3 separate regions of the Homo sapiens genome follow, and all the other regions are linked to region 2. A link is a loop called in an ENCODE intact Hi-C map of the cell type or tissue named here. Cell type or tissue: mammary epithelial cell. All regions are shown on one strand. Region 1 overlaps NEURL1 (neuralized E3 ubiquitin protein ligase 1). Region 2 overlaps NEURL1-AS1 (NEURL1 antisense RNA 1). Region 3 overlaps NEURL1 (neuralized E3 ubiquitin protein ligase 1).

The links. Peaks named below come from ENCODE experiments on the same cell type or tissue, not always from the same donor. Only the 100,000 strongest peaks of a DNase experiment are listed, where the experiment ranks them.
Region 1: it touches region 2 in a loop (3-fold over the local background); 15 of 110 quality-filtered maps call a loop at or near these places.
Region 3: it touches region 2 in a loop (2.5-fold over the local background); 13 of 110 quality-filtered maps call a loop at or near these places.

What each region holds. Positions count from the first base shown.
Region 1 is chr10:103,591,492-103,593,991 of GRCh38, reverse strand. It overlaps NEURL1 (neuralized E3 ubiquitin protein ligase 1), which reads right to left. Exons shown (of 6, transcript NM_004210.5): 6 at 1,446-2,500. Among named protein-coding and RNA genes, the nearest start is that of NEURL1-AS1, 75 kb to the right of the region's middle. RefSeq lists an enhancer at 1,286-1,580. In mammary epithelial cell, a CTCF peak has its summit at 1,055 (motif pointing right); no DNase peak of the experiment used is centred here.
Region 2 is chr10:103,489,470-103,491,969 of GRCh38, reverse strand. The region is part of intron 3 of NEURL1-AS1 (NEURL1 antisense RNA 1); the gene reads left to right. Among named protein-coding and RNA genes, the nearest start is that of NEURL1, 3.0 kb to the left of the region's middle. RefSeq lists a silencer at 1,286-1,355. In mammary epithelial cell, no CTCF peak of the experiment used is centred here; a DNase peak (open chromatin) is centred at 1,159; H3K27ac peaks cover 1,071 bases.
Region 3 is chr10:103,541,358-103,543,857 of GRCh38, reverse strand. All of the region lies in intron 1 of NEURL1 (neuralized E3 ubiquitin protein ligase 1), which reads right to left. Among named protein-coding and RNA genes, the nearest start is that of NEURL1-AS1, 25 kb to the right of the region's middle. In mammary epithelial cell, a CTCF peak has its summit at 951 (motif pointing right); no DNase peak of the experiment used is centred here.

The DNA.
Region 1 (2,500 bases), 100 kb before region 2:
CACCCATCCAGCTGAACAGCCAATGTCCCATTATCCCAAATTGCAAAGTGGACTTCAGGATCCCAGGGCCCTCTGAAAGAAAGGACACTGGAGGGTGGGGGCAGGTAGGTAAGCTCTCGCTTTTTTTTTTTTTTTTAACAGGGTCTCACCCTGTCACCCAGGCTGGAGTGCAGTAGCATGATCATAGGTCACTGCAACCTCGACCTCCCTTACTCAAGCGATCCTCCCACCTCAGCCTCCTGAGTAGTTGGGACTACAGGCGCACCACCATGCCCAGATGATTTTTCTATTATTTGTAGAGACAGGTTCTTGCTATGTTGCCAAGGCTGGTCTCAAGCTCCTGGGCTCAAGCAATCCTCCTGCCTCAGCCTCCCAAAGTCTGGGATTACAGACATGAGCCAGCTCTCACTCTTGGTGAGAGCTGTGGTCAAGCTCCTCCAGCCTCTTCCCCACTTTTGGGAGGCTTTCTGGGCAGTGGCCAAGGCTTTGAAAGATGCAGATCTTGGGGCCAAGGACCCACATCCAGCAGGCCTAGCTGGCTCCTTAGCATGGCCCCCCGACCCTCTCCTGCTTTTGCTGGACCCCAGTAAGCAGGACCAGGTAACCCTGATGCAAGGAACAGGCCATGGCTGTGCAAGGCCATGCAGAGGCTGGGTAGCCTGAGCATCCTCCCTGGAACAGGATGGGCAGGCAGGTATCCCATGTGCCTCTGAGGCCTGGTGCTGCCAAATGAGCTCAATTCCAACACTGTGCCTAGACCTTGGGGCCAGTCTGGCTGCCTCCTCCCCACCACCCCTCTCCCCTCAGCCTTCCCCACCACTCGGATCACTTAGCGCATCTAGAACACTTCTCTAAAGGACTCTATCCAGAGGCTTCCCTTTTCTCCTCAGTGGCACCACCCATTTGGTATAGGCCTCTGCACCCACCAGTGGGAACACAGCTGAACTCCCTCCAGATGTGGGGGTCTGAGCCTGGGGAGAGGGGTGGAAGCCTTGTTCCTGGGGAGCTCAGAGCACAGCCCCTGATGACCTGAGTTGACCACTTGTCATCCTCCCATTAGCCCCCTAGGTGGCACTGCGCACCCCCCTACAAGCGGCAGATTTGAGCCCTGCTCAGCCTTAAGGAGAAGCCCCATCCCAGGGCACCTTCCCCACCACACCCTGCTCCTCACAGATGCAGTAGCCTCTCCCAATTTGCAAGGCTCACCTGGCATTCTAGACCCAAGTCACGCTCCAGCCCCCGACTCCAGGGAGTCTTCCCTGATTGCCCCAGCCCACCTTGAAGCCTCAGAGGCCTGCAATTACCCCTCAGGGAAGGGCCACAGCTCCTGATGACTCCCCTAGTATCCAGGACACCAGGCCTCCACACCCCAGCCTGCCCCCACATGTGCACGCACACGCTGGCCCTCCTTCCCCAGTGCTCTGCGCACAGCACCGCCCTCAGGCTGGTACGAAATCACTTTTATTCACAATCACAGCGACCCAAGTGCACAAGGGAAGCAGCAGCCACCCCTGCACTGACAGAGGTAATGAGATGATGGCTTCCTCTCCCCAACCCTCAGCCTCTGGGATCCCTGGCTGGGGGGCCCGCTAGCCAGCCCCCGCTCCCTCCCACACAGAAGGGGTCTCCCAGGGTCAGTGACTGGGTAGTGGAGACCCATAGTGGGACAGTGACTTCCCCACACACCCACTGCAAGGCCAGCACAAAGGCCCAGCCTGAGGTCCTGGCACACCACCCCCTGGCAGCCCTCACGGAAGAACTCCCGAGTCACACAGAAAGCCTGCCCCTCTCTCCCGAAACAACCATTTTATAGAAATGGAAGCTGGGCTCCAGGGGGCTACGACTCGGCCAGGGCCACACAGCTGGTCAGTGGCCAGGACTAAAACCCATGCCCTGCCTGCCACACAGAGGTGCAGTCTCTGATGGATGCAAAAAAAAACAAAAACAAAAAGCCATCTGAGGGGGCAGAGGGCTGGGAGGCTGGGAGAGCCCAGGCCAGGGCAGGCAGGGCTGAGAGGACCGACCTCAGCAGGTGGGGCGCTCCCTCCCCAGAACTTAGAGAACCTGGAGGTGTGAGAGGCAGCCCTTGCCTCCTCATCTTCCCTACGAACAGGCTCCCTGCCCCGCCATCACAAGGTCTCCCTGTCCTGTTCCTGGCCCACACTAGGAACACTGGCCCTCCTGGAAGTTTGACGTCCTTATGGAGGGGGGACCTCCTGGGCCACCTGAGGTACCTAAGCCAACCATGATAACCCAGCTCTGGCCCAGGAGGAAGGGTGCTCTATGGCTCTGGGTGACCATCAGCCCCAGGGCACTAAGGAGGCTTGGTTTGCCTCTCTGTAAAATAGACACTGTTTGCCAAAAGGCCTCCCAATTTGGCCCCTCCTTATGGAGTTCCAGTTCATGATTGGTAGGGCTGGGTATGAGCTTTGTGGCTGGAGTCAGGGGAAGATACTGCATTATGACTGCCTCAGCCACACCCTTTCCCAGGTACCCCACA
Region 2 (2,500 bases):
CTTTCACAAGTTAGAACAAATATGAGGACTCTGCATAGTTGAGACTCATCCTGCTAGAGTGTGTTTGAAGTACAAGGGCCTAGCTAGGATTTACAGACGGTGGCTCCAGGGAAGCCTGGTGTGGGCAGGGGAATGGGGGAGGGGATGAGGCCCCAAAGGTAGAGCACAGCAGGGATGTCTTGAACTGCTGACCTCAGGTGATCCACCTGCCTCGGACTCCCAAAGTACTGGGATTACAGGCATGAGCCACCGCGCCTGACAAAGGGATGTCACAGGCCCCACATGGCCTAGACCTGGGGCTATGGGCAAAGCAGGGGAGAGAGGAAGACGTCAAAGGGAAGGAGGGAAGTGAAGGCCAGAGGCGGATGCTCACCTGAGTCCAGAGGCAGCCCAGGTTCTGCAGTTCAGGGCAGCGTGATCCCAGGGAGTCCCAAAGGAAGGTGAGAGGCGTCAGGGACAAAGGCAGGGAACTGAGGGTTGAGGAGCTGATGGGAGTATCAATAGGGCTGGGATAGGATGAGGTAGCCAAGGCATCCCTGGCGCAAAATTGAAGAAGGCGCCAACTCTCAAGTTCATGCAGATACCAAGCTTGCACTTGCGCGAGCCTGGGAATTAGGTCCTCTTATATTTCACGCCCTAGGCCCCTCTCTACCTTCACCCTAGTACTTCAGGGAGCTCTGTACTGGAAGAGGGGACACCACTGTTAGAGTCAACTAGGTCTCTGGCCAGGAAGGGACCTAGAGGAGGTTGGTGTGGCTGCATAGGACTCAGAGAAGTTGAGCGTGGCCCTTCTGAGGAGTCCTGTGCCCCAGCAACTCCTCCCTGGCAGGGACTTAGGGTAGACCCAGCTCAGAGGGTTAAAGAAGGCCAGCAGTCTCCTTACCCCCAGACCTTGGGCAGAACTCAGAGGCCTTCCTGCCATCCTTCCCCAAGGCAGCTCATAGGGGTGGGGTGCCTGGGTGGTGGCTCTGATCCAGAAGACCCTTCCCAGACCCATCCTGGAAGGGAAGAGGAAGAAGGAAACTGCCAGGGAGACTGGGGCTGATGAAGTCACTGTTTTGATGGCTTCAGGGGAAGCTATTAATACCCACAAGGTGATGCTCCAGCACCAGTCACCGTGGCAACACCCACACACCCAGCAGTGCAGATTCTGCGGGCAGTGCCTGAGGGGGTGGGTGTCAGTGCACACGTGTGCACTTTCGCGAACACCTGTGTCCTTGTATGTGCATGCGTAGGTGTTGTGAGTGCACACACAGGCATGCAGGAGAGGGAGGCCCCAGGCAGGGACCTGAGGAAGCTTCCTTCAACAGCAGCTCCACTCCCACCTTCCCTTCCTTCCCTGTTGCTCTCTTCTTGCTGATTTCTCTTTTTTTTTTTTTTATACAGAGTCTTGCCCAGTGGGAGCACAGTGGCACGATCTCAGCTCACTGCAATCTTGCAACCTCCACCTTCCAGGTTCAAGCAATTCTCCAACCTCAGCTTCCCGAGTAGCTGGGACTACAGGCACACACCATCATGTCCAGCTAATTTTTTTTCCTTCTTTTTTTTTTTTTTTTTTTGAGACGGAGTCTCGCTGTGTCACCCAGGCTGGAGTGCAGTGGCGCGATCTCAGCTCACTGCAAACTCCGCCCCCTGGGTTCACGCCATTCTCCTGCCTCAGCCTCCTGAGTAGCTGGGAATACAGGTGCCTGCCACTACGCCCGGCTAATTTTTTGCATATTTGGTGGAGATGGGGTTTCACCGTGTTAGCCAGGATGGTCTCAATCTCCTTACCTCGTGATCCACCCGCCTCGGCCTCCCAAAGTGCTGGGATTACAGGCATGAGCCACCGTGCCCAGCCAATTTTTGTATTTTTAATTGAGATGGGGTTTCACCGTGTTGGCCAGGTTGGTCCCTAACTCCTGACCTCAAGTGATCCGCCCGCCTCAGCCTCCCAAAGTGCTGGGATTACAGGAGTGAGCCACCGCACCTGGCCCTTGCTGGTTTCTTTCACTCTCTACCCCCTTCCCACCCCCTCTCGTCTTTCCCCCTGCCCTTCCTTCTCTGCTTCTTCCCACCCTGGTCACTTTCTCTCCTTGCAACCTCTGTTCTTCCCACCCTGGCTGTCCGCTCCTGCCTGGTTCGCCTCTCTCTACCTCCCTTCCTCTTTCTCTCTCTCCATAGCTTCCAGATCCATTCAAGTCTTGAAGAGTTACCGCGTTGATAAAATAATAGCATATTTAACTGAGAGTCTACTCCCTTCCCTGAGCCTCTGGATACTGAGTTCAGAACCAACCAGAGTGATGACCTTTCCTCAGGCAGACAAAAGTGGGGCGCCTCTAGGCCAAGCTGGACTCCCCTGAATTGAGACCACCCTAGTCAATGGCATGACACCTCCCTCCAGGCAGAGAAATTAACCTTAAAATGGGAAACAGCCACAACTATCCCTGGCTACCACAGGTAGCACCCTCCCATTCCCCAAGTCCCAGCCCATTGTTTCATTTTGTTTGGGTTTTGTTTA
Region 3 (2,500 bases), 52 kb before region 2:
GTCTGTTGCTTTTTGAACACTGTCCCTCTCCTTGGAGTGCCCCTCCCTGGCACTGGTCCCACAAACACTCCCACCTCACCTTCAGCCCCCAGCTCAGAAGAGCCTTTCCTCTGAGATCATCCCAATGCCCTGGGATGGAATAGACCAGACTATCCCTCTCCAAGGCTGTCCAGCCAGTCCTCTGTGCAGCCCCAGCCCTGCAGCCATGGCAGGAGGCCCTTCCCATACTGGGAGCACCCTGAAGGTAGAAAGGTATCTTTTTATCTCTAGATCCTTAGCATCTGACAAGGTGGTCACTCCATAATGCTCAAAGTAGATTTCATGAAGAAAGGAAGAAAAGAGGAAGAGGAGGAGGAGGGAGGGAAGATGAAAGCCTGGAGCCGATGGTGCGGGCTCTTTACTCTTCCCCCTTCTGCTCCTCTCCAGTGCCCCAGGTCCCTGTGGACCCAGTGAGACCCAAAGGTGACAGATTGCCTGGCCGTGACCTCGCAGCACCAGTGGGGGCCCTCCTTGTTCCTGCAGTACTATTGGCAGCACTAGCCTGTGCTCACTCGAGCAGAAAGAGCCAAGAAGCCACGCAGCCAGGTGTGTCCTGGAACATGGGGGAGCCAGAGTGCAGAGCCTTATCTGACCATCTTCCCTGGAGGCAGCAGAAGAGCATCTGCCTGCCCCCAGCCACCCCACTGCAGGACTACAGGGAGGAGGGGCGGAAAACCTTGTGCCTGGCTCCCTCCCAGCTTCTCCCGGATTAAAGCGGCAGGGGACAGAGCGCCTCCAGCTCATTTGCATAAACCATTTATAGCAGCGCCTTCAAACCCACGCCTTCCAAGAAGAAAAAAGCCCACTGCAATTGCCTGTGGCTTCCCAGTCTGTCGTTTTCCCTTCTCTTTCGTTTTTTTGTTTTAATGACAGGAAGCTGTGCTCAAGAGAAATCTCTGCCCTGGCTGTTCTTGGCAGCAGAGGGAGCTGTGCTTTCCCTCCAAATTGAATAAGAATGATAAGCAGCCAGCCCCCGGGTGTCAGTGACTTACAGTTTGCAAAGCCTACGAGCACTCACGAACTGTTTCAGTCTTCCCAGGAAGCACAGGAGGTAACTATTGCCAGACCCCATTTTACAGATGAGAAAACCAAAGCTGAAAGAGGGTAAGTGACTTGTCTAAGCCACAAAAAACTAGTAAGTGACTGTAATGGACATGGTGGCTGATGCCCAACATCTACACCACCCCAAGACAACAGCAGTTCTCAGCCCTGGTTGCACATCAGCATCACCTAGGAGGTAATAAAATTACTGGTAGAGCCAAGTGTGGTGGCTCACACCTGTAATCCTAGCACTTTGGGAGGCTGACGCAGGAGGATCACTAGAGCCCAGGAGTTTGAGACCAGCCTGGGTAACATAGCAAGACCCTGTCCCTACAAAAAAATAAATAAAAATTAGCTGGGCATGGTGGTGTGTGTCTGTAGTCTCAGTTACTTGGAAGGCTGAGATGAGAGGGTCGCTTTAGCTCAGGAGGTCAAAGCTGAAGTGAGCAGAGATCACGCCACTGTACTCCAGCCTGGGCAAGAGAGAGACTCTGTCTCAAAAAAACCAAAAACAAAAACAATTACTGATGCCCAGTATCCACGCTAGACCAATTCATAGAGAAATCTGAAGTGTGGGGCCCAGCTCCCCAAGCAATTCTCACATACAGCCAGCGTGCCATACCCTGGCAATAAGCCAATCACAATGGTTTCATTCCCCTTCTCAGTGACATGGTCAAGAATGGCCAGGTGACCCACTTCTGGCCAATGAGGCATAGATTTCCCAGCAGTGGGAAATGTGCTGGAACCCCTCTGAGAAAGGGATCCTTGCTCCACAGAACATAGGGGTCGTTCTCCTTTCTCCAGATATCACTGTGTCCTGCTGCAATTCCTGGGACCACCATGGCCATGTCACTACTGGTCTAGAAGGAAACCAACCCAAGGATGGCAGAGTAGAGAGATGGGAAGTACTTCATCCTACAGCCTTGACTCAGCCAACCCTGAAAGCCACCCACCTTGGGACATCCGGTTTTCTGCATAGTACAGCTCCTTACTGCTTAAGTCAGTGCAGGCCAGCATTTGTTATTGCAATAGATAGGCCTGAGACAACAGCAGTCACCTTCTCATGTCCCTCACCCCAGTCATCCCCATGTCATCCAGGAAAATGGGCCTCTGGATCTTCCACTGCAGGGTGGACGCTTGACTGATGGCCCCAGCTGTGGAGCTCTGAAGTCCATCCCCATGTTTGCTCCAAGGCAATGCTTCCCACAGCTCACCCCAGCTAGTGATGCGTGTGGCAGGGATATTAAGGCAGGACCATTCCTGGGAGATGTGGGGCTCCACTGGCCAGGGACTGTGGCTCTGGCTGAAGGATACTCCAAGGTCTTGCAGAACTTTTCTTAGAATTGCACTATAGTCTGATATGCTCCCACCAAACTTCCTTCCTTTCTTACCCCTCTCCTTCACTCAGGGTCCCACTTGC